Linked DNA regions of Homo sapiens: region 1 is linked to region 2. The links are chromatin loops, found by intact Hi-C in ENCODE. Cell type or tissue: psoas muscle. All regions are shown on one strand. Links, peaks and the distances in the headings refer to the core of each region. The heading gives the core; the rest is flanking DNA. Region 1 overlaps STK24 (serine/threonine kinase 24). Region 2 has its middle 75 kb from the start of STK24-AS1.

What was found. Peaks named below come from ENCODE experiments on the same cell type or tissue, not always from the same donor. Only the 100,000 strongest peaks of a DNase experiment are listed, where the experiment ranks them.
Region 1: a loop joins it to region 2, with 2.9 times the contacts of the local background. A loop is called at or near these places in 15 of 110 quality-filtered maps.

What each region holds. Positions count from the first base shown.
Region 1 is chr13:98,460,435-98,475,477 of GRCh38, reverse strand. STK24 (serine/threonine kinase 24) reads left to right here. Exons shown (of 11, transcript NM_001032296.4): 4 at 120-228; 5 at 500-657; 6 at 8,917-9,102; 7 at 11,642-11,787; 8 at 13,581-13,704; 9 at 15,038-15,043. Among named protein-coding and RNA genes, the nearest start is that of FARP1-AS1, 32 kb to the right of the region's middle. RefSeq lists an enhancer at 11,260-11,761. In psoas muscle, for the core only: CTCF peaks have their summits at 6,863 (motif pointing left) and 8,643; a DNase peak (open chromatin) is centred at 8,656; H3K27ac peaks cover 356 bases.
Region 2 is chr13:98,644,596-98,659,638 of GRCh38, reverse strand. No RefSeq gene overlaps it. Among named protein-coding and RNA genes, the nearest start is that of STK24-AS1, 75 kb to the right of the region's middle. RefSeq lists an enhancer at 6,151-6,270. In psoas muscle, for the core only: a CTCF peak has its summit at 6,046 (motif pointing right); a DNase peak (open chromatin) is centred at 6,038; H3K27me3 peaks cover 531 bases.

The DNA.
Region 1 (15,043 bases), core at 4,067-12,066, 190 kb after region 2:
AAGAAGATTTCAGGTTTTAATTACCCTTGTCCATTAACATGGATAGTGTTTCTGTTTTATCTCAAACTTTTCATAAGATAATCATTTAAGTAACTTTAAGAATTTTTTTCTCTTCTTAGTTAGAACCTGGCCCATTAGATGAAACCCAGATCGCTACTATATTAAGAGAAATACTGAAAGGACTCGATTATCTCCATTCGGAGAAGAAAATCCACAGAGACATTAAAGGTAAGAGGACATCCGTTTTCATTCCTTTGAAATACTGAAGGTGGTGGTGGGGTTGCCCTGAAGACTTCTCAAGGGAAGGTGCTGGCGCCCATTTGTCCTGCACGTTTGCCTTGCCTGGGCTGGGCTGGCTTTGAGGGGGTCTGACAAAAAGTGTAGCCCCGGTGCCTGTGCTCGGTGGGTTCGCCACCCAGCCAGGGAGAAGACGCGCTTGTGGCAGTGCACGGAGTTGTAAGTCCGCACCGCCCAGGGCCGCCTTGGCTTTCTTTTGCAGCGGCCAACGTCCTGCTGTCTGAGCATGGCGAGGTGAAGCTGGCGGACTTTGGCGTGGCTGGCCAGCTGACAGACACCCAGATCAAAAGGAACACCTTCGTGGGCACCCCATTCTGGATGGCACCCGAGGTCATCAAACAGTCGGCCTATGACTCGAAGGTGAGGGGAGGGTGAGGGCGGCGCCGTGCCTCACGAGGCCTGGAGGGCTCCCGCCTTTTGTTCTTTAGCCTGGTAGCTTTTCTAAGTTGGAACGAAGCTGGTACCTTGAGGTAGGTCATAAAGGTAATTCTTCAACCTTGGTTATGAACAGTTTTCTCCTCTGTCTCCTGCTGTATCATTTAATACCCTGTGCTGATCCAGCCCACCATGATCGAGGTTTTTAACTCAGGCTATGTTTGTTTGGTGGCAGCGGGGACACAGGATGGAGCGGGTTTGGAGGGGGGTGGGAGGAACTGAAGGGCCATGGTGGTGAGGGGTGGAGGCGTGTGCGGTTGCAGAGGGGCTCCACCTGCTGTCTGGGCACAGCTGGGGGTCGAAGTGCAAGTGCGTGGAATCGGCAACCTTGAAGGGGCCTGTAGAGAAAGGGGCTCCCACAAGAGAAAGGGAGTCCACGGAAGCGTGAGAATGGAGGAAGAACAGTGCTTTGAGTGACTGCTGCAGGGTCTTCCTATTATTTTTAGTTCTGAGGATTCTCGTTCCCAGCCTGTCCTTGTCAACATGTGATGAAACCCTAACCCTTTCTTCCCACTGTTTTTTACTTGTCCTGTGTTAGGGACACTCTCCTAATTTTTCTCATATTCTTTTTCTCTGTTGCCCTCCACTTTTGTGAACTCTGTTAGATGGGACAAAAAATCCCGGGACTTTGCCTCCTAGGGCTCTGGTTTAACTTCAGTTCGCACAGTCTGCTCTTCTTAGGACCCTGTACACAGTTAAAAGGCCACATGATCCACGGAGAATTGGCTTTCCTGGGCTCCAAGTTTCTGAGCAAACAAATACCTAACTCAGATATGCATATAGGCCGAACCTTGCTGCTGCTTTTAAACAGAAATCTTCCCAGTACCCAGTAAACTTCCCACCTTGTTAAACATAGTACAGGAAGCACCAGGTGACTTTCCCTGCAGACCCAGGTCACCGTTGCAAGCTATAGACTGTTAGAAAGCGTCCAGGTTGTAGCTCAAGTTGCAGGCGTACCTGGTTCCACCTTGGGAGGAGTGAGCCCGTCTCACTGTTGAGTGGTAGCGGTGGCTGTGACTTTTCTGAGCACTATGATGGCCTTGACAGCCTCTGGCTGGTGAGTGACTGATGGGTTCCCCCACCCCCCACATACCCACACAGCAGACCTGGCTGGTCTTGGGTGTGTGCCCTTGCCTGGGAGTGTCTCTACCCCACGTGGGAGGGACACTGCCTTGGCTGCTTCTCATCTGCAGTCACTTTGGCTGTTGACCCTTTTCCTGGGGTCATGTAATTTTGGGACTCGACCAGGAACTTACATGTTTAGTCCATTCTCTTTATTTTAAGCTGACCCCATTTATCAAAGTTCATCTGTGTAGATTTTGGCAAGGCTGAGACTAGAACCCATGTTTCTTAACTCATTGGATGACACCACCTCGATTATTCTCTTCTCATTCTTTGTAGTAAATTAGCTGATCTACCATGTGACTGAGGACTCTGATTTTAGATTTCCCTCTCTCCCTCCTTCCTTTCCCCTTTCCTTCCTCCCCTTCCTTCTCTCTTTCTCTCTCTTTCATTATTGTATTTATTTCATATTGATTCTTTCATTTAACCCATTCTGTGTAGGCACATTTTTCTGGATTCCAGTAATACTGGAGTAGACAAGAACAAAAGTCTCTTCTCCTGTATGTCTTAAATTCATATGGGGGAGACTGACAGTAAACAGGAAGAATTAACAGCACTTTAGGAGCAAGCGTGCTGTGTTGTAGTCACCATTTTCAGTGAGTTACCTGCCTTAGGTGACAAATATCCCTAGAGAGTGGCGGGGCAGAAGGCATGGGCACCTCAGTGTGCGGCCATTTCAGGGTTGGGCCCTGGCAGGATGGCGTTCTAGTTGAGATGCAAGCTGAGAGAGGTTTAAAAGAGTTTTGAAAGCATCAGTGCACAGCTTTAATTGGTGTTTTGAAAGAAAACTCCAGAATAAATAGAAGAATGTTTAAAGATTTAAAACTTACCCAAGGTCAAGAATGATGTGAACCCATAAGTCAAAGAGGTTGCCTGGTACCAAGCAAAATGAATGAATAGAGATGATTACATATGTCAGAACCTTTTCCAGAGGAAAAAAGTTGTATTACAAACTTATTAAAAAATTAAGTGCCTTCAAAGGAAGAAAATCAAGCTGGTGCCATTCATTCACAAATTTGTACTGAGCAACTGCACTGTGAATACAACTGTGATCACGACAGCACACTCCCTCCTCTCCTGAAGTAGAAGAAACAATAAATAAGCAGTTTCAGATCATGCAAAGTGCCGTGGAAAAAAGGAGACAGGGCCATGTGAAGATCTTCCGCTCTTGGTTGCACCATCACTGCTCACATGAGAACCTTTATTCGAGAGCTGTCCTGTCTGCCTGAGCCATCCGCACCCACCTTCCTTGAAGGGCAAGTCCTCCCTTCAGAGTTCCAGTTCCAACTCTGAACTGGAAATCATGAGCAAACTCTTATGTTGATGTGAAATTGACTTTCCAGGTTTGTGGACCCGGGAGGCGTGTGGTGAGGGCCGATGAGGGTCACGTCTGTGTCTGCGTCTCAAAGTTCTCAGAAGTGGGGTTTCACGCTGGGGCCTTAGGGCTGAGATTTCCTTTGTTTCCCACTGGGCGTGGCTCTGGACTGGCAGCTCTTGTCGCAAGCAGGGCCTGATAAGGGCGCTCTTCCTGGCTGCCCTGTGTGTGTCCCTCCAGTGGCTGGCTTGCCTGCCAGGCAGCCAGTGCTCTTCAGGGTACACTGGAGGCCGCTCTGGTCTCATGGCTCACTCAGCTGCTTCCCAGCTTTCCCTCCATTCTCTCTTGCATGACTTGTAGACATTTCCCCTCCTAGTCTGTGCACTGCAGGTAAGGAAAGACCTTCCAGCTATTGGGGACAGGGTTCTGTATGGTAGTTATGAAGGCACGTGCCCAAGTCACACCTAGGTTCACACGCAGATTGTCAAAGGAAGGGTGGGTTGGGAGAAGTGATGGACTTCACCTGCCTCACTAGCTTCTTCATCTCACTGAACTAAAGGGAATACAAACCTCCATTTCCTGTATATGTTTGGAACCTTTTTGAGCATTGTCACCTCTGGCAGTAGCTGTGCCCCCTTATCTTGTCTGGGCTGCTCAGGTGTTGCTGAATGTCTTTGCATACAAAGAGAATCTTATGTCAGTCTTAACCTAAGCATGACATTACTAAGTCCTGATTGCCCATATGTCGTAAGAACCTTCACTACTACTGTTTTAAGGTGATTTGGGGAAGTTTGGTTTGTTTGAAGGAGTCCCCATCCTTTGGAGATGGTGCTAAGGGAGATACCTCTGCTCACTGCGAAGAAGCCTCCGGTTTCAACACTAGAGAAAGGTCTTGGGCTGAAGAACTCTCATCTCCCTTTTTCCTTGTAAGATCATTACGATGGTATGTTAGCGAATGGATTGTGCTTGGTTTGAAGTGTAACCATGGTGAAAAGTGGAAACTGGTGATGCATTGATGGAAAAAAATAGCATTGTTGAAGATGAGTGAAAGCGTGGTGGGATGAGCCGATGGGCTGCCAGAACCCAGGCAGCCAGCCTGTCTACTGCACTGCGTACCAGCCCTTCCTGTCACTGGTCACTGAGCCCATGGACTCCCTGCTCCTGCCTACGGCTCAGGAATTGTCCACAGGCCTGGCTGGGAGGATGAGCCCTGAGGGCCAGGGAAGAATGTGAACCAGGAGACAGCAGGCTTTATTTTTGCATGAGTAATGTTGGGCCACTTTGGTCAACCTTGTGTTGCTCTTAATGGTCATAAACATCACATACGCCTCTAGATGCCAGTTACAAGTGTGTTCCTAATGATCGCATCTGCTTAAGTAATAAGCTTATATCAAATGAGATTTTGTTTTGATTGATTACAGCTGTGATTTAGGGTTATCCCTGGTTTTCTTCTTGATTATAGAGTTGGTTTCTTCTAGAATTATTTTCTCTATATAATTAAAATCACTTAAATTGTATCTTCAGATGTGTAGCTAGCGTACTTTATTTGACATGATATTGTGAAGATGTAGGATGCTGTTGCATAGATCCCCACATCTCCCAATGTTGAGGAGAGTCCAGAACCATCAGTAACAGAGAACTCAGGGTGGTCACTCAGGAGCATGCCCCAGGAGAAGATTCGTTCGCAGTTAATGTGTGCATTTGCAGCTTTTGACTGGAGCTTATATTAGAAACCACTGTTTGTTTTCTCTGTGAGCAGTGTCTTAATGTCTAATTTCATATCTTTCCCAAATGGGTCTCTCCTTCCACCTCATTTTAATTGCTTTGGAAGATGACTGCCTGCTCCCCACATAAAGTTTACTTTAAAACTCAGACATAGGCCAGGCACAGTGGCTCACGCCTATAATCCCAGCACTTTGGGAGTCCCTGGCGGGAGGACAGCTTGAGGCCAGGAGTTCAAGACCAACCTGGGCAACAAAGCAAGACCCCCCCTTGCCCCCCCGACTCCCACCTCTACAAAGAATTTAAAAATTAGCTGGGCATGGTGATATGCCCTATAGTCCCAGCTATCCAGGAGGCTGAGGTGGGAGGATGGCTTGAACCTGGGTGACAGAGTGAGTCCCCTCCCTGCCAAAAGACACAAAAAAACCTCAGACACAAGTTCTTGATCTGCTGTCATTTTTCCTAGAAGCAGTAATAGACAAACTCAATTATATTTATGAGTTTCCCTATCAACACATTGTTGAGTACATCCTACTTCATTAAGTTAATGTGCCATAGCAACTTAATCATTCTTCTGAGGTTGAACATAAGTAATGCTGCTGTTGAATATTTTGGGCAGCCCATACCATTTTCCAAATTTAAAATGTAGTAGAGATGCCTAGGAATCGAAGTAATTGGTTTTAACAAGTTTGGATATTTTTGTGGCTTTCGATTTGTATGCCAAATTGCTTGCCATTGATTCACATGCCAGTCCAGGATTCCAAATTACTCATAGTTAGATGTCTGGTGGGAGAGCCAGCAGGCAGGAAGACCACTTGGGAGCCCCCTACAGAAGTCCTGGGGAGAAGAGATCCCTTTAGACTAATCCAAAGTTAGGAGGGGTAGAGGGGACGCAGGGTGCTGAGAGCCCAGGAACCATACACCCTGGGTTGCAGCTGGATTTAGGAGGGTCCAAAGAGGGGATCCTAAGGAGCTGGGTGACCCTCGTGTCCCTGGCATGGCTACCTAGTAGGATGTCCTCCCCCCGCCGCCTTTTTTTTTTGGGGGGGGGGATGCAGGGTCTTGCTCTGTCACCCAGACTTATGATCTCGCTCACTGCAACTTCTTCCTCCCAGGTTCAAATGATTCTCCTGCCTCAGCCTCCCAAGTAGCTGGAACTACAGGTGCAGCCCACCATGCCCGGCTGATTTTTGTATTTTTAGTAGAGATGGGGTTTCGCCATGTTGGCCGGGCTGGTCTCGAACTCCTGGCTTCAAGTGATCTGCCTGCGTCGGCCTCCCAAAGTGGTGGGATTACAGGCGTGAGCCACCGCGCCTGGCCCCCATGTTTGTTCTTGATGGTGCTGTACTGGCTGCCCTCCTTGGAAGCCAGGAGACTGATACGTGGGTTGCGTTCAGATGGGGCCAGCAGGGGTTTTCTCAGTGAACTTCCCGTGGTGCACACTGCGTGCAGAAGCAGGCGTTCGCAAGCAGGCGTTCGGCCGCCTGCTTATTATCTGTCCCTGAACCTGAAAGCAAGTCCTCGGGCCTCTGAGTAAAATCAAGGCAAGCGCATCACCGACGTACTCTCAGCAGAGATCGGCTTCTGCCAGGGCCTGCCTGCCAGTCACCGAGTGTGTTTAGCTGGTTGAGAGGTGCTTGGAGGTCTGGAGGTGCATCCGTCAGAGATCATGTTCAGTAGCACAATAGGGTGACCGTAGTTAATAATTTGTTGTGTTTCAAATAGCCAGAAGAGAAGATTTGGAATATCCCAGCACAAAGGAATGAGCCGTGTTTGAGGTGAGGGGGATCCCAGCTACCCGGATTTGATTGTTACACACTGTATACTTGTACCAGAAAAAATTCATATAACTATTATGTACCCTTACAAATGAGAAGGCTCTGGGTCTGTGTGGCCAGGAGACAGCATGCTTTGAAAACAGCAGTAGCTGTAATGAAATCTGAGAGGCCTGGGGGAAGCAGACAGATGTGGAATCACACAAACTTGAGAGCCACCTGTTGGTGTGGAGAACCGCTGCCACACAAGAGTCACAATTGCCACCTCTGTTCTTGCCTCTCCCCTCCTCGGTCCTCCCTCCTTGTGCCTGCTCACTCCTGTCCTCCTGTCGCTGCCACAGTTCTGGGTGCTTGCCCACCCTGTGCTCCCATGCACCTGCTTCCCTGCTCCTAGGGGCAAGAGACTGGGATCAGTTGCATTTCTGCTGATTTTTAAGATAATGCAATGCAAGATAAAGCAGAGTCCAAGTTGTAGAGGGAAGGAAAATAGTATTACTTCCAACGTCAGCTCTTCTAGACTGACCCCTTCAGTACAAGATTTAGTAGAAAGAATTTAGAACAAGACTTGCTGGCAGCTTTTCATCTTCACTGAGAATAAGGAAATAGAATATGCCGTAGGCATCATTCCCATGGACTGCTGGGCTTGGGGGCTTCCAGTAGGGATTTCTGGTACTCACTAAGGCTGCAGGAACATGGTAAGTGTATCCTCTGGATAGTTAAAGCACCCTGCAGCCACAACGATGCTTCCGCCTATGCATTTCCTTGCTGTAGAGTGAGTGTGAGAGATGTATTCGATTCTCACTGAAGTTCTTGGAATAATGATGGATTCCAGTGCACAGTGAGAACAGCAGGAAAGCTGTACCAGACTCAGGCGTGTTCTCTACCCCAGTCCCCATTCGTCTTTCGCCAGCCCATATAGGACTATGTCCTGCCTCATTGTCGGCCTCTGTCCTGTTTGGGGATTGGTGTCACATGCTGTCAATGTCTCATCAGCTGTCAAGTTCCTCTTAGGATGGCCTGGCTCTTCTCATTGACATGACACATTCAAGGAATTCATTCCTTTGCCTAACTGCTTGGTTGTGCCACAGGCCTGTGCTGGGCAGAAGGAGGTGGGGCAGCTGGACCTGAGATGTCCTAGTGGGGCCACACGGCTTCTGCAGATGTCTCCTCTGGGACATTCGGCAGAAAATGCAGACACTAGAGAGACACAGTAAATGACATCAGCAAGAAACCACCAGACAAATCCCGAATTTGGGACCTGTTTCTTTAAGTTGATGTCCCTGGGGAGACTGGGGACAGGACTGTTGTAGGTTGAAAGAGCCTTAGCGACCTGGCAGTCAGTTGTACCCCGTGGACTTTGGATCCTGATTCAGATAAACCAACCATGGAATGACAGTTTTTGAACAGCTGAGAACATTTAATTATACATGACATTAAGGAATTCGTGTTAATTTCAGGCACTGATAGGTAGTAAAAAGTCTGTATATTGGCACACGGAAATACTCGGGGGAAAATGTCATGATGACTGATTGATTTTAAAATATACTCGGGGAACACATGGACAAAGCTCGTATGGCAAAATGTTAATTAGTAAATTCATGCAATAGGTAGATGAGGATGCATTATATTAATATTTCTCAGTTCTTTGTATGTTTGAACATTTTCATAATAAACTTTTTTAAGTTCTGGGCCCCTGGTAAGGCACCTTACATGGCCACCTCCTCCTCTTCCACCTCCATTCTACAGATGAGAGAAACAGGGCTCAGAGGTTAGCTCTTTCATCTAACGTCACAGGACTTTGACTGTAGAACTGGCATTTCAACCCAGGTATCTTGAGACCAAGGTGCCCACTCTCGACCTCAGAGCTGTGCCCTAAGTTCTAAGCACTGCTGGAGGGGGTGACTCGCGAGCGTACACCCACTCCGGACTCCTCCTCTCTGCTCACCTCTCTTACTGGTCCTGCTGGCCCCCGGGACTCCACGGGGAATGCCGAATGCATCCAGCAGGAGGCGTAGTAGGAGTGAATTGATAAGCCATCTCCATGTAGAGGCAGAAAACATTTGGCATATTACAGTTTCTCCTGTTGTCTCTTTTGAAATTACAGCGAGGGCTTATGTTTTTAAATATCAGTTAAAAATACCTTTTTCAAAACCTCAGAAGTATTGAGACATGTTACCATTTTCCCCCTAAATACTGTGTATTGGAATAGATTCCTGCTTGGTGTTTGTAAAGATGCTTTTCTTGTTGCAGGCAGACATCTGGTCCCTGGGCATAACAGCTATTGAACTTGCAAGAGGGGAACCACCTCATTCCGAGCTGCACCCCATGAAAGTTTTATTCCTCATTCCAAAGAACAACCCACCGACGTTGGAAGGAAACTACAGTAAACCCCTCAAGGAGTTTGTGGAGGCCTGTTTGAATAAGGAGCCGAGCTTTGTAAGTTTCCCAGGGATCACAGCGTACCTCTTCATGTGCGGCTTGACTTGGTTGAGATACATCCTGTTGGGATTGCTTTAATCACTCTTTTCAGCTGTCTTCCTGGTATTATTCATTTTTCTTTTTCTAAGTAAGTATGATTGACTTCTTTGGTTTGCAAATACATTTTAATTTTTAAGTATTAAAAATCTCCTTATTTTCTTTTAGATTTCTGCCATCTCATACTTCATTGAATCTGAAGAATATTCTCCTTAATATTAAATGTGGAATCATAAATGTTTAATATTTATAGAAGATCAGGCCATAAACTGTTACACTGTTTTTAATAATGGCAAAGGTTAGCTGGAAACAAATGGCTAAATATGTCTTTAAAGTAAATGTTTTCACTTTCCAGGTGGCATGTGTTAGGAAACAAAAGATTAGAAAATATAACCAAGCCACCCTCTGTGCTTCTTCCCCTCCCCTTCCTGCCTACTTTCTCTTTTTAGGTTTAATAGACTCTGGCAGAGCCATACAGCAGTAACGACTGTGTGGCTTTGCCTCATTTTCTGTCTGAATTAGGACATTTCTTTGAAAGTAGTGTGTGTGTGTTGGTGTTGGAGGTAGCACCATATGTCCTTGTTTTGTTTCTGAGTTTTCCAGCAGAGTTAGCTGAAGGCTAAGCTGAGCCCCCCTTTTCTTAACTCTTATGTAAAAATGGGTGGTTACTTTTACAAGAGCACCATGGTTTCCTAATATGCCAGTTCTGGTAAAGGAATTAAATGGGTAATGCAACATTTTCTAAGTACGTCTAAGGAGATGCAGGCTGAGACCACCACACCAGTGTTTGATGACTACATCAGCATCGGGTGGTGGTGGGGCTTGTCCTGCATGCCACGATGCTCTGCATTTTATTACACGATGATGTTTCTTGCAGCCATCATGCACCAGCACCAGTGGAGATGTGTGCAGGCATGTCTTCCCATACAAAGCATGTGTCCTGTATGGGCTTATGCCCCAGCACACAGAGCTCCACCCCACAGCTACCGAGGAGCTGGCTGAGAGGCGAGAATATGAGCACCTCCGGGGTAGTTGGGGTTTCACCCTTGGATGGACAGGGAGGGAGAATACTTGAGGTGATCCACGTTTCTCATGAGTTTGAATCTGAAAACATGCTTGGCTCTTGTAATCAAGCTTTTGTAATTTGGAGTGAGTGGGAACTTGGTTCGACTCGGTGTTTGGGTGTTCCTGCTGTCTGTTCCCATTTGGGCCATGCTGGTTTCCTTGGGAAGCACATTCCCTGTCACTATCGCCATCCTCAAGGCAGGCAGCTGACCAGGTGCTGCTTGCGGTGGCCATGCTGAGCCCAGGGCATGGGTGAAGTCCTCAGCCCAATCACAAGGGAAGGGAGGGAGGGACCTGGGAAATAGCCCTTCTAAACCGGGAAAGTTGGTGGTGAAGCGCATCCAGTTGCTCTTTCAGCAGACAGGAAAAAGGGGATCTCCTGGCTCCTTTCCAGTTTCTCTGAGATAATTCCAAATTGACATTTCTATTATATGGTTGGATGTGGCCAAACGTTAATACAGAAAGTTAACAAAGCAGCCCAGCATGGTGGCTCACATCTGTAATCCCAGCACTTTGGGAGGCCGAGGCAGGTGCATCACCTGAGGTCAGGAGTTCAAGACCAGCCTGGCTAACATGGTGAAATCCCGTTTCTACTAAAAATACAAAAAATTAGCCTGGTGTGGTGGTGCAGGCCTGTAATCCCAGCTACCCAGGAGGCTGAGGCAGGAGAATCGTTTGAACTGGGGAGGCGAGGTTGTAGTGAGCCGAAATCGTGCCACTGCACTCCAGCCTGGGCAACAAGAGCAAAACTGTCTCAAAAAAAAAAAAAAAAAAAAGTTAAACAACACAGAACATATATTTTGTCAGCATTTGTCATAAAGTATTTTATAAACTAGGAGATAAGCTTTTTTTTGAGACAGAGTCTTGCTCTGTCGCCCAGGCTGGAGTGCAGTGGCGCGATCTCGGCTCCCTGCAAGCTCCGCCTCCTGGGTTCACGCCATTCTCCTGCCTCAGCCTCCTGAGTAGCTGGGACTACAGGCGCCCACCACCACGCCCGGCTAAATTTTTTTGTATTTTTAGTAAAGACGGGGTTTCACCATGTTAGCCAGGGTGGTCTCGATCTCCTGACCTCGTGATCTGCCCGCCTCGGCCTCCGAAAGTGCTGGGATTACAGGCGTGAGCCACTGCGCCCGACCAGATCATTTAAGCTCTCTTAAATGATCCCTGTGAAGCTCTGTGCAGAGTTTTCTGTGAAAATGTATTTATTAGGGACATCCTTGGAAAGACAGTGCCCTGCCCACCATAGCACCCAGAGCCCAGGCGTAGGTCCTGAGCGACTCGTCTTTGGGTGAGTTGCAGTGAGAAGCGCTGTGGAGTAGAGAGTCCAGCCATCAGGTGTCAGTGTGGCGGTTGACATTTTGAGGCAGAAGTCTGTCCTTTGGGGTAGGACCAAGAACTTCATCTCATACTTTAATTGTTGGGTGTGTTTTTCCAGAGACCCACTGCTAAGGAGTTATTGAAGCACAAGTTTATACTACGCAATGCAAAGAAAACTTCCTACTTGACCGAGCTCATCGACAGGTACAAGAGATGGAAGGCCGAGCAGAGCCATGACGACTCGAGCTCCGAGGATTCCGACGCGTAAGTCGGCCCCTGAGTGACCCAAGCATGTGTGTGGGAGGGATCCGCTGGTCTTTGTCACTGTTTGGTGTGGGTTTCGTTTTCTGTTGAGTTTTTTTTTTTTTTTAGACAATCCAGGTTGGTGGCAATTGTTGTGTTAGACACAGCCTGGGCCTGTTTGGGAGTTGTTTAGCCTCTTGACGTTGCTGGTGGAGTTTCTGCGAGTGAACTCTTGTGGTAGAGCTGTGCATGGGGAACTGGACCTGGCTGTTTCATTCTGTTTTGTTTCGTTCTGTTCTGTTCTGTTTTCCATTAAACTTCCTGTTTGTAAAACCCTGATCAGGTGAAACTGCTTTACATGGATGTCTGAAAGGCCAGAAATGCATGTGTTTGTGATTCTGTATTGTGTCTGGTAGAAGCTTCTGTACCAGGAGTGGCTTACTGAGAATTGCTGTCAAGTTTGGCATCTAGGAATTCCCTTGGCTTAAGAGGCGGAGTGGGGCTGGAGCCATTTGTGTGGGGAGGGCTGGGGGAGGTGGTCGGGCAGACTTGTGTCTGGAAGTCCGAGCGTGGGACTCGTCTGTTCTCGTGCATGCCTTGGCAGAAGTTAAAGTTGGCCCACAGTGCAGGTCCATGTGCCAGGCCAGTTGAATGAGGATTTCCGGGGATGAGACCCTAAGTGGTTTTTCAGGGTCTCTAGGTGATTCCAGTTTAAAGCCAAGGTTGAGACCACTGCCCCCGGAAGTTCTTGAGGTACTGCCATTGGGAGATTGCTGGGGTAGCAACAGGGATGACAAGAGAAAGAGACTGGAGAGAGGTTTGGAGAGCCAGGACGCGGCGGTGGATTTGGGTGAAGGAGGGAAGCCAATGTTCCAGGCTGGGGCAGCGTGGCACCAGGTGTTGTGATGTGTGGTGCGGGAAGCCGAGTGTGGGGTGAACCGTGTGTGAGTCTGAGTTGTCCAGGAGAGACGTCCAGTGTGAAGTGGCACCGAGGTGTGGAGTTCAGGTGAGAAAGCTGGGCAGGTGAAGCGGGCTTAGGGGCCACTGCTCTGTGGAGGTCACTTGAGCCGAGAGAAAAAAGGGTGTCAGTTGGGGCATGTGGGGGAGTGAGGCTGGCCCCTAGGTGTGAGGGTGAGGCTCCGCCTGTGAGTGAGAGGGGAGAGGTATGGCCGAGGGGCGGGAGGAGGTGCAGGCTTAATGGGGCCACAGGCATCAGGGGATGATCAGCAGGGCCTGGGGCTCATTGCCTCTGAGGCCCATACAGGACAGGGAGTGATCAGCACACCATCATCTCATGATGGGGGAGGGAGCGCTCGGAGGGACACGGGTGGGCTTTGGAGCGAGTGGAGGGTACCAAATAGAGGCAGTGAGTGTGAATCCCAGAACCAGGGCTGAGAGATGGCCAAGGTGAGGCCAAAGTGTTGGAATGACAGGCATGAGCCACCACACCCAACACAGGGACATCTGCTTCCCTGGTGAGAGGAGGAGCCCAGCAGAGAGAAGCTGATGTCCCAGAGATGGGCTCCCAGGGAGGTGGGGGAGGTGTTCTCCGGGAGGAGGAGGAGGGTGGGCATGCACACACTGGCACGCCAGGGAGTTGTGGAACCACCTCCCGATGGTCTCTTCTCTGTGAGGGAGGAGGCGGGGGGGTCTTTGGGAAATCCCAGAGGGACTGGACAAGGGTGTGATGGGTGGGGACTTGGGGCTGGTGGGTGTGGGTTTAGAGGTCCCCAGGCGGCCTCCCCCTGAACGTCCCAGCGCCCCCAGAGCAGGTGTGCGAGCACTGATGGGATTTCCTGCATTTCTGTGTTAAGGGAAACAGATGGCCAAGCCTCGGGGGGCAGTGATTCTGGGGACTGGATCTTCACAATCCGAGAAAAAGATCCCAAGAATCTCGAGAATGGAGCTCTTCAGCCATCGGACTTGGACAGAAATAAGGTACGTCTGCTCACTCCAGAATGGCCACGCTGACCTCAGTCTGCAGTGTTTTGGAGGCACTTGTGTGTGAAGCTTGCTGTGGGTGCGGCTGGGGTCCTTTGTGGCAGCTGTCCTGGAATTTTGTTGCTAGGGGATGGGCAGATGAAGAGCTTTAGTTCTGTCTGATGATCCAGGTGTTCACACCAGGGAGTCTGGCCTCTGGTCTGTTTTGTGCCACTCTATTCTGCTCTCTGCAGCCCTGCTGTTGAGTTAGGATGTCCCGATGTGGCAATGTCATGGGGTTTGGGGGTGACCCGTGAAATGACTTCATAGCTCTGAGGGACTGTTGTGCATGTTGCGGTTACTTACATACATATCATAATTTTGTGACTGAGTTTTAAGGACCTTATAAGTAAATGCATTGCTTTTGATATTTATGTAAAACAATTTTGATTAATTGGTTTTATGCCTGTTAAATTTATGAAAGGCCATATATTTAGGGTCTTGTAAAGCATAGTGGTGTAGTTTCTTTCAGGCAGGGTGGGCCAGTGGCTGTCCCCTGTTGATCCTACAAGTCCCGCTTTGATAAGTGAACAGGTGTTAAATGTCCAAATAGAGGTTGCAAAAGTAGAAACTCGGTCTCTGTCCTAGACAGCCATTGGAATGGCCAATCTTGACCTGATTTCTATTTCCAGGGTTTCATTAGTAAAGTACTTTTCTCTCTCTCTCTCTCTCTCTCTTTTTTTTTTTTGAGACGGGGTCTCTGTTGCCCAGGCTGGAGTGCAGTGGTGCCATCAGAGCTCACTGTAGCCTCAAACTCCTGGGCTCAAGTGATCCTCCCACCTCAGCCTCCTGAGTAACTGGGATTGCAGGCATGTGACATCACGCCCAGTTTATTTAAAACTTTTTTTTTTTTTAATAGAAACATGGTCTCACTATGTTGCCCAAGCTGGTCTCGAACTCTTGGGCTCAAGTGATCCTCCTGCTTCGGCTTCCCAAAGTGTTGGAATGACAGGCATGAGCCACCACGCCCAACCAGTAAAGCACTTCTGCGTAGATAGCAAGACGAGGCAGTTCACCGCCTGTGCCCACACAGAGTCCCCTTCCACATGGAACCCAGATGCTGGTTTCCCCGGTGCGTGGGTTTTGCATGTCACTGCAGATGAAACTTTGAAGTCTAGTGAGAGGCAGCCGATAGTCTCCTTCAGATGTTATGGTGCGCAGAGGGTGTTTCCTCAGCGTGAAGTGTAGAGGCAACTCCTGCGCTTCCATAGTCCAGGTGGGAGGTTTATTAAATTATTGCCAATGTGAACGTCAACTGTTTCTGATGACCTTTTTTTCCCTCTCCCCCAAGATGAAA
Region 2 (15,043 bases), core at 2,674-10,673:
GAATCAGACCTCAGCGTAGAGTTCTCTATGCCTTCTCAGCTCTTCCTTCAAGGAACGGAGTAACTTTAATATTCAGAGATGTCCCTTGCTTTTGTCCTTGAAGAGCAGCGAGTTGAAAATATTTTTTTATTATGATGAGCCAGTGTACAGTTTTTTCCTTATAAAAAATAACTCCTAGATGAGGTCAAATTCTTTTCTCATTTGAAGCCGTGTGCCCTCATTTGATGTGGAAGTGTTGGAGAGAGCTAGGGAAAGGCTAAACACTAAAGTCTTAGAGAAAAGGCTCCTATCTCACCAAAATGGTTTATCCCGTATTTTGAGAAGGTGTAAATTCAGCCATGTGGGATGTTCTAGGGCAGGGGTCCCCAACGCCCGGGCTGCAGATTGGTACAGGTTGGTGGCCTGTTAGGAACCGGGCAGCACGGCAGGAGGTGAGTGGTGGGCCAGTGAGTGTTCCTGCCTGAGCTCCGCCTCCTGTCAGATCAGCCACCACACTAGATTCTCATAGGAGCTCGGACCCTGTTATGAACTGCGCCTGCAAGGGATCTAGGTTGAGCGCTCCTTATGAGAATCTAATGCCTGATGATCTGAGGTGGAACAGTTTCATCCCAAAACCATCCCCGCCATGGAAAAATTGTCTTCCACGAAACCAGTCCCTGGTGCCAAAAAGGTTGGGGACTGCTGTTCTAGGGTTGTAAAAAAACAACCAGGCCCCAAATGTCCATACCATCAGAGACTGGATTAGACACTGAATGTCCTTGGCAACGCCAGTATTCTTTGTTTTTGTTTGTTTGTTTTAGTTTTTGTTTTAAGACAGAGTCTCACTCTGTCACCCAGGCTGGAGTGCAGTGGTGCAATCTAGGCTTACTGCAACCTCCGCCTCCCGGGTTCAAGTGATTCTCATGCCTCAGTGTCCTGAGTAGCTGGGACTACAGGCACCCACCGCCACACCTGGCTAATTTTTGTATTTTGTTTTTTTTAGTAGAGATGGGGTTTCACCATGTTGGCCAGGCTGGCCTCGAACTCCTGAACTTAGTTAACCTGCCCGCCTCATCCTCCCAAAGTGCTGGGATTACAGGCATGAGCCACCGCGCCTGGACCTTTGTTTGTTTTTGTGTTTGTTGTTATCGTTCACAAAAATTTTGTAGGCCTGACAGAATTAAGGGACTGGGATGAAGAGAAAGGAATCACATGCCAACATGGGGGTTGAGATGTGATCTTGTCGTTAAAACCTGGCTGACAATGGACAAAGAGCCACTCCCTTGCATGGTGACTGGCTGACAATGGACAAAGAGCCACTCCCTTGCATGGTGACGACAGTCATGTGGGCTTAGTCCAAGAAAGTTCTCAAAACAACGCCCGTGTGAATACTTAACCCAATGAACACACTGAGTTTCACTTTCTGGATCTTTTTTGAATTAGGAAAAATGCTCTCAAAAATCTCTCTGAGGAGTACTGCAGAGAGTATTTGCAAACTCCCTCTGTGTTCCAAAGACCTTTCAATATAATTCCGAGGCCCTCTCAGCCGTTCTCAGGTTCGTGGGCAGCCTCACATTTGCGCATTTCACTTTCTCTTCCATTTGTGCGCTTACTCACCTTACGACTTCATATGCATTCCTGAGCCTTATTTTAGCCAACACAGTTTTCAGTGCAATTAAAATTCCATTAAGAAGAAAACACATGCAAGACAGAACTAAAACATGCTTGTCAATGGAGAATGCTAACCATTCAGATCCTGGTGTCCTTTTCATCCCAGGCTCCAAGCAAAAGAAGTGAACCTCCTTTGACCTGGATACCAGCGAATTTCAGAGCACATGTGTTAGCCTAATGATGTTAAGATGCTCCGATAAAAATAATTTACCGGTTGAAGAACAGCAAGTTGAAAATGTTTTTTATTGTGATGAGTCAGAGTACAGTTTTTTTTCCTAACAAAAAATAACTCCTAGACAAAAAATAACTCCTATTCTCATTTAAAGCAGTGTGCCCTCATTTGATCTGGAAATGTCCAAGCGAGCCTGAATGAGTAATGAAGAGCTTGGGGGAAGCACAGGACTCTTCGAGGGCTTCACTGCTTCCTGCAGGGAAAGCAGTTACCTGTCCCAACCCCAGCCTTGCATCTCACTTGCTCTTTTTTTTTTGTTGTTGTTGTTTTTGAGACAGAGTCTCACTCTGTCGTCCAGGCTGGAGTGCAGGGGCGCAATCTCGGCTCACTGCAACCTCCGCCTCTCGGGTTCAAGCGATTCTTCTGGCTCAGCCTCCTGAGTAGCTGGGACTACAGCTGCTTGCCACCATGCCCAGCTAATTTTTTGTTTTTTGTTTTTGTTTTTGTTTTTGAGATTGAGTTTCACTCTTGTCACCCAGGCTAGAGTGCAATGACGCAATCTCGGCTCACTGCAACCTCCACCTCCGGGGTTCAAGCGATTCTCCTGCCTCAGCCTTCCAAGCACCTGGAATTACAGGCACCCGCCACAACCCATTGCTAATTTTTGTATTTTTAGTAGAGACGGGGTTTCACCATGTTGGCCAGGCTGGTCTTGAACTTCTGACCTTAGGTGATCCACCCGCCTCAGCCTCACGAAGTGCTGGGATTACAGGCATAAGCCACTGTGCCCAGCCTAATTTTTGTATTTTTAGTAAAGACGGGGTTTCACCATATTGGCCAGCTGGTCTCAAACTCCTGACCTCGTGATCCACCCGCCTCAACCTCCCAAAGTGCTAGGATTACAGGTGTGAGCCACCGAGCCCAGCCCTCACTTGCTCTTAACCATACTGCAGAAGAATACAATGCGATTTCCAAATGAATGAAGTTGACACTTAAGAGAACCAGCAGATTCACAGCAATGGCTGGCTTAGACCAGCCTGGGGACTCACTATCTAAACGTGCAAAAACCATTGACATCAGATATTTTTTACCAAAGCAGTTTCTCAAGGTCAATTACCTGCCTCAGTTAGCATCATACAAAAACTTATTTTTAAGTTTCCTGTGGCAAAAAGCATACGCCTATCACACTGATATTTCCACATGGCTTGGCCAGAGTTGCTTCCTAGGGCTCTGGGCTCCTCTGCCCCAGGCCCAATCAGAATGCATCTATGGTCTTTCACCTCTGCCTTTGGCTTTAGCTATTACCCTATGAGCTCAGGATCCCACCTCCCTTTTCACCACCTTTGCACACAGAATTTCAGGTCCTTCTCTGCCTGAGGATTCATCATGGCAGTGATTCCCATTTGGCATCACCATCCCACATTTTGCTGCCTCTGAACCTTGTCTGCTGTGAAGACTTTCTTGGCATTCAAGGCTTGCATTTATCCCTGGACTTTGATGTTCAATCCTAGCGTGTACGACTTCTGTAACTAAGCCAACATGGCGGCAAATGCCTGTAGTCCCAGATACTTGGGAGGCTGAAGCTGGAGCATGGCTCGAGGTCAGGAGTTCAAGACCAGCCTGGGCAACATAGACAGACTCCCGCCTCTTTAAAAAAAAAAAAAAAAAAAAAAAAAAAGCCGGCACAGGGGCCCACGCTTGTAATCCCAGCACTTTGGGAGGCTGAGGCGGGTGGATCACTAGGTCAGAAGTTCAAGACCAGCCTGGCCAACACAGTGAAACCCCATCTCTACTAAAAACACAAAAATTAACTGGGCCTGGTGGCGGATGCCTGTAATTCCAGCTACTCGGGAGGCTGAGGCAGGAGAATCACTTGAAAGGTGGAGGTTGCAGTGAGCCGAGATCACACCACTGCACTCCAGCCTGGGCAACAGAGCTAGACTCCAACTCAAAAAAAAAAAAAAACACCCAAGACTCCTACCTCTTTAAAACAACAACAACAACAACAACAACAACAGACTCTGTACTCTAGACTTCCCTGTCCAGCCTCAAGTGTGAGTTCCTACACTCCTGGTCGTGGATCTGCCCAAACTTCCTCCTCCTACTTCTCCCCGTGGTCTTCTATCCTCCAACGTGAACAAAGAGTTCATGGACCAGGTCAGGCCTAGAGGCCTCAAAGTCACTGTTAGAATCCCCAAGAGGCAGCCTCACAAGACTCAGGTGATGATGCCAGCTCTCTCCCTAGTCTAGTGGTTTTCAAAGTGTGGTCCCTGGACCAGCAGCATCAGCAGCCTCTGAGAACAACTTAGAAATGCGCCTTCTCAGGCACTGCCACAGCTGTATTGAATCAAACACTCTGCTTTAACCCTCCACACTTGTGCTTTAACGAGTCTCCAGATGATTCTGATATGGAGAGGGGAAGTGCGCAGGGATTTCAAGGAAGGCTTTCCTGACGTCTGTGTGGTTCAGGCTGTCACCCTGAGAATGCACAGCCCTCAGTTGGCCCCCTGGAGCCACAGCCCTGGAATTTGGGGACTATATCAGGAAGTCACTCAAATACCCCAAAACAAGAGTCAAAGATTTCCTGAAACGGGACCTTCAGGGAGACAAACGGGATATGGCTCAAGCCATCCTGCATCCACACCACTTCCAAGCCCGCATGCTCCACTGGAAGCCATCATCTTCCTCCACTCCAGCAAACAGACCACATTGTAATGATCCCAAGGACCACCTGACGCAGACCTGGATGAGAAAAGTTGATCCAGGAAATCCAGGACTAGGGGTAAGGGCCCTAATTTTATTTGTTTATTTTTTTCAAGATGGAGTCTCACTCTGTCGCCCAGGCTGGAATGCCGTGGCTCGATCTTTGCTCACTGCAACCTCTGCCTCCTGGGTTCAAGCAATTCTTGTGCCTCAGCCTCCAGAGTAGCTGGGATTATAGGCGCCCACCACCACGCCTGGCTAATTTTTGTATTTTTAGTGGAGATGGGGTTTCACCATGTTGGCCAGGCTAGTCTCGAAATCCTGACCTCAGGTAATCCGCCTGCCTTAGCCTCCCAAAGTGCTGGGATTATAGGTGTGAGCCACCGCGCCCGGCTATATGTATTTTAATTTCTGTTTGTCTTTATTTTTTCATATATACGTGTGTGTGTGTGTGTGTGTGTGTGTGTGTGTGTGTGTAGTATGTAGGTATGTATGTACTGAGCTCCAAGATACCTGGAAAGATGTAAATTAGAATTAGTTCTAATGTTCTAATCTCAAGTTAATTAAGTATATTACTGCTACTGACTCATGCTCCAGGCACTGTACTTGGAGTTTCGTGGTTGATCCTCAGAACAACCATGTGTGGAAAATATCTATTGATGGAGGGCTGTGGAATGGTGGAAGAGCTGGCCGGCAGTCGGATCAGCTGGGATATCTGTTGATGGAGGGCTGTGGAATGGGGGGAAGAGCTGGCCGGCAGTCGGATCAGCTGGGATATCTGTTGATGGAGGGCTGTGGAATGGGGGGAAGAGCTGGCCGGCAGTCGGATCAGCTGGGATATCTGTTGATGGAGGGCTGTGGAATGGTGGGAAGAGCTGGCCGGCAGTCGGATCAGTGGGGTATCTGTTGATGGAGGGCTGTGGAATGGTGGAAGAGCTGGCCGGCAGTCGGATCAGTGGGGTGTCTGTTGATGGAGGGCTGTGGAATGGTGGGAAGAGCTGGCCGGCAGTCGGATCAGCTGGGATATCTGTTGATGGAGGGCTGTGGAATGGGGGGAAGAGCTGGCCGGCAGTCGGATCAGCTGGGATATCTGTTGATGGAGGGCTGTGGAATGGGGGGAAGAGCTGGCCGGCAGTCGGATCAGCTGGGATAGCTGTTGATGGAGGGCTGTGGAATGGGGGGAAGAACTGGCCAGCAGTCGGATCAGCTAGGTTTGGGTCTAGTTTGCGGCTAATCACAAACTGTTACATGGGAGATATGTAGTACTGAAATTGGGGGCTTTTGCTGATGGCCAAAAAAACAAAGGTGCTCAATGAATAAATCTTGGTGAAGAGTGGATCCCTCCATTTTACACATAAGGAACAAAAAGCTTTGGAGAGGTCAGCCAGAGGTTCTCAGCACCGGCTGTGCACGAGAGTCACCTGGAGGGTTTTAAATGCCCAATCCCTGGTAATCCCCAGACAGGGCAGCCTGGTTGAAAACCCCTGCGTTAAATATGTTGCAGGCAATCCCATGGCCAGTAGGTGGCAGGGCTGTGACTTGAGCCCAGATCTATTGACGGGAACCCAAGCTCTGGCTTAAGGAGCCAGTTCCTGGAGCTGGAAGTGCAGGTAACACCTCCAGGTCACAGAGCAGATGTACCGTGAGAAGCCTGACAGTAGAGACTGGGCTTCCCTCAACAATACTTGCCACGGAGGGATGGTATTTTCCCACTTGAGAGCCTCCATTTCAGGTTGTGCTGATCACAGGGAGAGAGAGAAAGACTCTTTAGAAACAGAGCAATATGTGAAGCCACTAAGAAGAATCTAAAGGTTTCCTTCTAATTAAAGGGATTACTCTGCCACGTTTAGGAGACAGAAAAATGCTGCCCCCTAACATTCTATGGAGCTGTACACATCACAGTGTACGTCCATACCTACTTCCCAGCTCTGCCACTTCCTAGCTGAGTGTCATTGGGCAAGTTACTTACCCTCTCTGTTTCTCAATTTTCTCATCTGAAAAAGTGGGATAATGATAGTATCTACACCAAAGAGCTTCTGTGATGATCACATGATATGTGAAGCACTCAGAACAGGGACTGGCCCATGGAAAGTGCTCAAGAACATCAATTATTACATTTGGACTTCACAACAACATCCTACAGCTCAATGTCTCACCCCAAGTTAACAGCCAGCAACCCAGAGCTGGCATCAAACCTTCCTAAGTCTGGGTCGAAAGGACCTGTCTGTCTACACCTGCACTGCAAAGGTCCTGTCTTCATCCTCTCTCACCTGGGCCAATCAGTGGCTGCCTACCTTTGTCCCTGTCTCCAGGCCCTTCTTCATCTAATTTATCTATCCTTTTTATTGATATGTTTTTAACTTTTTATTTATTTTTGTTTTTATTTTCATGTATTTTGTTTTATTATAAAAGTAAAATACTTTATTTGTACAGATAAAATTTGAAAATTGTGGGTTAAGAAAAATCCATCAGTAGTCCCACTGAATCTGGCCACAATTCTTTGCTGCAATATGATGCCTTGAGCACACAGTTCTTTACATAGCTGACCTCATTCTATAGAGTGCAGAAGAACCACCTGGAAAACTCATTTAAAGTTCAGATTCCTGGACTCTAGCCCCAAAAGCTCTGATCCAGCAGCCCTATGACTGGAGACCTAGATACTTCTGAGAGCATTGCCTTTGAGAAATCTTCTTGTACAGGGCTGTAATCTCGGCATCATATACATTCTAGTCCTATTTCACTGAACCATTTCACCATAAGCATCTTTCCTTGTTGCCACATGGGCTCCACACTGTAATTTGGCCTTTACAGAGCTTCCGTACATCTTAATAATGTCACAGTGCAGGTGGTATTTTCCTAGCTGACCCAGCTCAAACTCTTCCTCTGGTTTTGTTGATCTCAGATGAAGGGTATGGGATCTGGCAGAAGAAATACAACATTGCATCAAGGGGACGCATAGTCATTTCCCTCCATTGGAACCTTTACATTGAATCTGTTTAAGCTCTCCAGGCAAGTCTGAGTGTGATTAAGCCAAGTAGGGGCTCCGGGGTGGAAAATGGGACCAAGATCTGAGCAGGTACAGTCCACCGAGCAAAGTCAAAGTCTGGAGCGGGAGACTGAAGATTGAAAACATTCCAGAAGCCAGTGGTTGGAGCAGCTGGAAGAAGAAGGCCCAAACCACCAGGGAAGGGACTTGAGTGAGGCGGGTGCCAAGGGCACGGGAGTTGAGGAGACACAGCCTCCTTTGTTTCACAGGGGTCTGCCCCACCCTGCTTACCACATGAGCCTTGACAATCGCTCCAGAGAGTCTGCTTTTGAGAATCTCTTGTAATCTGTTTTACCCTGGAAAAAACTTTTATGTCTACTGATCTGCTGGGGCCCATCTACCTGACCCATTCCTATGACTTAAAAGGCCCTCCCTTTTTCCTAACCAGGTACCCTACTGTCTTGCTTAACTAATATGATTATGTCCTCAGCTGGACTAATGGGGGGGACCAAATCCTTCTAGGGGAGAGGGAGAGACAAACAATCAGGTGTTTCTGAAACCTTATCTCCTCTCTCCATCAGCGATGTCGACCATGAAGGATTGGACAAGACTATATATTTCAGGAGCACCGCTCTGGTATGCAAATCTGTGCACAGAGACCCATGACTGCTGAAAACCAGTTTTAATACCTGGTTTCTGAAAGACTCTTCCAGAAGCAATGTGGGTCTTCATCTTGTTGCTATGGAGGTTGCCAAAGGCCTCCAGCTCAGTTTCCAGAATTCGCAGCGTTAGAGATCCCACCATTCAGACTTATTCAAGTCCTTTCCCATGGGCAAGACTCAACAAAACCAACATGCTCACTCACACATTTACAGTGAAAACAGTCACATCTTCATTTTAGCAGGTCAATAACCTTGGAAAAAAAAATACATTCGGATTGGAGTTGTGCTGTGAATATGAAATTAAAATAGAAGAAGCCAGCTGTTGGAAGAAATATTTTTACCAAGCCATGGTCAGCTAATAAGTTCCCATTCTCCACTATCGAGAGACAGATACTGTTTATCCTGCTTGTGAACCCCTTTCCTTTCTGATTTCTGTGTTTCTGACCAATTCCTTTCTCTTCACCTTTCCCTTCTCAATGCTCCAAGCCAACTCTCAGAACTCAACTCACAAAAACATTGCACCATCATCATCCTTTGCATGGAGTTCGTGCCAATCCTAGTTGCACTTCCTCATCAGAACCTGACTATTTTATGATCATTTCTCAAAGCTTCTCTTCTCAGTCCTTGCTGCTGTCAGTTTCCCCTTCACCAAGTGCTTGGCCTCCTTGTCTAGAACATCCTTGCATGTCTTGGAATTCATGTAATCAAGGAAGAGGAGGCTCGGAAGCATCCGAGCTATGCCACCACACCCCTCGGGATGGCAAGCTTGAGAAACTGGCTTTGCAGGAAGCTTGCTGCAGTGAGAAACAGGCTTTATAGACAGGGCGATTGGCATGAAGGAGCCTTGTGAAGGTAGGAATGTATGTCACAGGCACAGTTTTGGGACAAAGTCCAACTCCGTACGTCCACAGGTGGAGCCGATTCCTGTCAGGTCAGTCTCCATCTAGGCGAAGCCCTTCCAGGAAGGGCACCGAGTTCCAGGGCTCGATGACATCACTGGGGCAGAGCTGCAGGACCAGCCCCTGCCCCTGCTCACTCTCTGTGCCCTTTGCAAACAATGGCCTGCCCCAGGGGACCAGGGTAGAAGCCTCCACCCTGTCTTTGCTTCTCTTATCTCTGAAGTATGGTTTCTCAACCTTGGCACTATTGACACTTGGGGCTGCATAATTCTTGGCTATGTGGGCTACCCTGTGCATTGGAGGCTGTTTAGTAGCACCCCTGGCCTTGACACTAGACGCTTCGTTTATGTCAAGGAAAAATGTCTTCAGACATTGATAAATATCCCTTCTGCGGGGCAAAACCACCCATGGATGAAAACTACGGATACCAAGCTGCCCTCCACTTTCAGAGCAATAAGAAGAGGACACAGGGCCTCTGCTTTCAAGTGGGTGCAGAAAGTAAGACTGGAGCGAGGGGAGGGTTGGAGCCAGCAGGTAAATGCTGTAACAGAGGCTTAGGCAATCCCCTGCCGCTGCATCTCAAACACTTGTTTGTGCAACAAATAATTAAATATGCTATGTGCACAAATCTGCCCATTTGTAGATTCTGGACAATTTCAGAGATACCCTCCTGTCCCCTACCACGAGGCTACTTGCATCTATTATGTTTACCCATGCCAAGTCAAACAGAAGACTCCTCTTTTAAAGTCCTCAAAGCAAAGTTCTCAAAGTCCAAGTTCACCACCAGCATCTTAAGAAGTGTGATTGTTGGCTGGGCGCGGTGGCTCATGCCTATAATCCCAGCACTTTGGGAGGCCGAGGCAGGCAGATCACGAGGTCAGGAGTTCAAGACCAGCCTGGCCAACATGGTGAAACCCTGTCTCTACTAAAAATACAAAAATTAGCTGGGCATGGTGATGCTCACCTGTAATCCCAGCTACTCAGGAGGCTGAGACAGGAGAATCGCTTGAATCCGGGAGGCGGAAGTTGCAATGAGCTGAGATTGCGCCACTGCACTCCAGCCTGGCGACAAAACGAAACTCCATCTCGAAGAAAAAAAAAGAAGAAGAAGTATGATTGTTGTTGTCAATGATGATGTTATTACTGCATAAACAACATTAAGGAAAATTTAAAAAACAAACTGGGCTAGGTATGATGGCTCACACGTGTGATTACAGCCCTTTAGGGGTCTGAGATGGAAGGACTGCTTGAGGCCAGGAGTTTGAGACCAGCCTGGGAAACACAGCAAGACCCTGTCTCTACAAAAAATAAAACAAATTAGCCAAGTGTGGTGGTGTGCTCCTATATTCCCAGCTTCCTGGGAGGCTGAGGCAGGAGAATCCCTTCAGCCCAGGAGTTTGAGGCTGCAGTGAGCTATGATGGTGCCACTGCACTCCAGCCTGGGTGACAGAGCAAGACTCTATCCCTTTAACAAAAACATGACAAATTCTACTGTTATATTATCTCTCCAAATCAAGTGGTTCTCCTTTCTTCATTTCCCTCCAGCCCTTTACCATACGAATACATGCTTTTCTTACACATAAAACTCTTGAGTAGACCCATCTTCAATTTTCAACACAACTTCTCCTGAACATTTATGGGATGATGCATACATGAGGAGTCCTTCTGATGTAGAAAGATATCTTGAGCCAGGCACGGTGACTCACACCTATAATCCCAGCACTTTGGGAGGCTGAGGCAGGAGGATTGCTTGAGCTCCAGGGTTCAAGACCAACCTGGGCCACATACTGAGACCTTGTCTCTACAAAACATCAAAAAAATCAACCAACTGTGGTAGTGCACACGCATAGTCCCAGCTACTCAGGAGGCTGAGATGGAAGGATGGCTTGAGCCCAGGAGGTTGAGGCTGCAGTGAGCTGTAATTGTGCTTCTGCACTCCAGCCTGAGCAAAAGAGTGAGACCTTGTCCCCAAAAAAAAAAAAAAAATTGAATGAAAATCTACGAACAAATGTACATACCTTTTGCAACAATTCATTCCGCTGTGACCTAATATTTACTATAGGGCATGGAGGAAGTCAGTTTCAGTCTGGATTCCTCAGAATTGTCTACCTCACTCTGCTCAATGATTGAACTTTAAACAAGAAGTGACCTTAGGTATCACCCAGAGTTCTCTCACTTTACAGATAAGTTACCTGTGGCCCAGATAAGTTGACTTTTCTGCCAAGAGAATATGAATAGTAGATAACAAGACTGGGAAGAAATCCCAGCCCTCCTGACTCCCTGAAGCTGGTGGCTTCTCTCCACACCCTTCCTTACTGAACACCCATAAAGTTCACTGAAGGAAGCAGAGATCAGAATGTAGCAACGGTATTAGACACCCATAAAGTTCACTGAAGGAAGCAGAGGTCAGAATGTAACAACAGTATTAGAAAGAAGCTGATACAAACACAGTTGATTTTCACAAAATGTTTTTTATTGTTTGTTTGTTTATGAGAGACAAGGTCTCACTTTCTTGCCCAAGCTGAAGTGGAAGACAGATTATAGCTCACTGCAACCTCAAGTGATCCTCTTGCCTCAGTAGCTAGGACTATAGGTGTGAGCTATTGTACCCAGCTAATACACACACACACACACACACACACACACACACACATTTTAATTATTATTTGTAGAGACAAGATGTTGCCCAGGCTGGTCTCAAACTCCTAGCCTCAAGCGATCTTTCCATTTCAGCCCCCCAAAATACTGGGATTACAGATGTGAGCCATCACGCCTATCTGATTTTCACAAAGGGTTTTAATTCAGTTTCCTGTACTGTAAGGGTTCTGGTTCTGGGTGTGTGACATACAGTAGAAACTGCCCTAGATTAAAAGTTAGAAAATATGGGTTAAATCTGATCTCTACTATTAATGAGCCCTAAAACCCAAGATGAATGGCTTAACTTCTCCGATCCTTGGTTTCTTCATCTGAAAAAATGTCAGAAATAATTCCTATCAAGTGTGTATTAAGAATCTGAACAAGTTATATTGTTTGAACCAGTAATCTCCTGCTTCAGGAGTTTTATCAATAAAAAACTCTGGTACCTAGAAATAGTATTATGTACAAAAGCACGTAACTACTCCTCTGCTGGTAATTACCATGTATTGAGCCTCCTATATGATTGCTACTGTGCTAGCTGAGTTATGTAATGGTCTCTAATCTCCATAACAAATCAGAGAGATGAGTATTATAGTGTTTATTTTACAAAGGAGAAAACTGAAGGCCAGGGAGGAAAAATGCCTTGTCCCAAATCACCCAGATGGTGAGTGGTCGGAGCAGAGGTCAAACTCCCATCTGCCTCTCTCAGCCAATTTTCCTCCCATTATGCCTTGTTATTTTTTTTGTAATGGCAAATATTTGGAAACAAACCTAAATAACCAATAATAGGGTTTGATTTAAAAATTCTAGAATGGAATATTTTCAGCTATCAAAACATTGTTTCTTTAAGGTTTATTAATCACTTGGGTTTTTTGTTTGTTTGTTTGTTTGTTTGTTTGTTTGTTTTGAGACAGAGTCTCACTCTGTCACCCAGGCTGGAGTGCAGTGACTCGATCATGGCTCACTACAACCTCCACCTCCTGGGCTCAAGTGATCCTCCCACCTCAGCCTCCCAAGTAACTGGGACTATAGGCATGCGCCACCACACTTGGATAATTTTTAATTTTTTTTTTAGAGACACAGTTTCACCATGTTGTCCAGGCTGGTCTTGAACTCCTGGGCCACCTGGCCTCCTAAAGTGCCAGGATTACAGGCGTGAGCCACCGCGCCTGGCCTTAATTACTTTCAACAAGATGCTTCATGGGCTCTTCTGCCTGATGGAGCTAGAGGGGCACTAAGATAGAAGGGAAGGGTCTCCATGCCCAGGCCTGGGCGGGGAAGGGTGGTGGCAGGAATGGATCACCCACCTGTGTGATGAGGCATTCGCAAAGATACCAGACCAGGGGATCAAAGACCTGAGCAAGTGCAAAGCCAATGAGAACTGAGTGTAAACTCACATGTGAAGGTGTATTAGTTAGAATGTAGGTTTGGTTGCTCTGACAGGGAAACTTCTATTTAACAAGGTGGAAGTTTAATTATCTTGCAGAGACATCCAGGCAGGTTGTCTGGGAATCCTAACATCATCAGAGACCCAGTTTCTTTTCCTTCTGTGACTTACCATTCTCAGCACAGCCTCCATCTCATAGCGCAAGATGACTGCTCCAGTCCCCACATTCTAAAGGAGGAGAAAAGGGGAAGAAAAAAGAACACCCCTTCCCTGCAGGACCACAGCCTGGAAGTTACACGCGTCAGTTCTAGGCACACCCTGTTGGCTAGAATTTGGTCACGATGATGCATTCATGCAAAAGGGTCTTGGAAATATAGTCAGTAGAGCTACCATATGCCAAACCCAGAATCCCAGTTATAGCAAATAAAGGGAGAATGGATGTCAGGGACAACTAGAACAGAGGGCTAAGGCAAGGCAAGCAAGACACGGGTCATTGTCCCGTAACCATCTCTGGGGACTCTGAAGGGGGTGTTAACCACGAAAACACAGCAAAACATCCCCAAGTCCATTTTACATTGCTCTAATTTTCTAGGAATTCTCCTTGTTACATCTGCTTCAATCTCCCCCAACACCACCTTCATAAGAGATATTGGGTAAAGTTTTACATGATTTCTCCTGGCCTTTTTTTTTTTTTTTTTTTTTCTGAGACCAAGTCTTGCTCTGTTGCCCAGGCTGGAGTGCAATGGTGTGATCTCAGCTCATTGCAACCTCTGCCTCCTGGGTTCAAGCAATTCTCCTGCCTCAGCCTCCCGAGTAGCTGGGATTACTGGCATGTTACTACCACACCCGGCTAATTTTTCTGTATTTTTAGTAGAGACAGGATTTCACCATGTTGGCCAGGCTGGTCTCAAACTCCTGACCTCGTGATCCCCCCGCCTTGGCCTCCCAAAATGTTGGGATTACAGGCATGAGCCACCGCACCCAGACTTCTCCTGGCTTTTTAAGGTCATGTATGTTTTTGTTGGATAAGACACTGTGCTGAGATTGGTGGCTCAAGCTAACAAGTTATTATTTGCATTATATTGGGTTTAAGAACCAGGACAAAAGATTGTATGTAAAAGAGAATCACAACTTTGATTTTTAAATGCACAGGAAGAAAATTTGAGGGTAAACCTACCATTTTGTGAGTGTATTTTTTGGGTGTTAAGGTAAGTTTTTTCTTTAAAAATATTATTTTCCAGTTTCCAAAGTTTCTGCAATGAACATCTATTAATTTTATATTCGGACATTTTAAATGCTTATTTAAAAACTACTGCCTACTTGTCAATTCTTATGTAAAACCAATGAATGTAATGTAGGTGAAATGCCTTAAACTATAAAGGAAAAATTGAAAAAGCAAAATTTTTAGTATGTGTTATACTGGTGATTATCCAAGGAAAGGGTATTACTACAAGGCAGTGGATTTAAGTGTAATTGATTCTTCTAATGCTAAGAAGATCAATGGTGTTCTGAAAGAATCTTTTTTGGTATTAAGGTTCTCTGTCATACTGGCTAATATTTAATATTCACTTACTATTTGCAAGACACAGAGTCAAGGGTTTTGCGCATATGATGATGTTTAATTTTCACAACATTCTTGTGAAAGAGGGTCTCTCATTATTCCCTTTTTCAGACAGAAATGGAGGCTTCCATTTCTGATTAAGTAATTAGCCCAAGATGCACAGTTAGTGATCTAAGAAAGAAAAACCTCCTGAAAGAAAGACAACCGGAACGTCCTACTAAAAGATCACGCTACCTGTCATACCTAGGGAAACTGACCCAGAACAGCCAGCACCAAGTCATATTTTAGCAAAACAATTGGACAATAGAGGAAGAAAAGGGATTTTTTTTTTTTTAAGACAGGGTCTTGCTCTGTCCTCCAGGCTTGAGTGCAGTGGTGTGATCTCA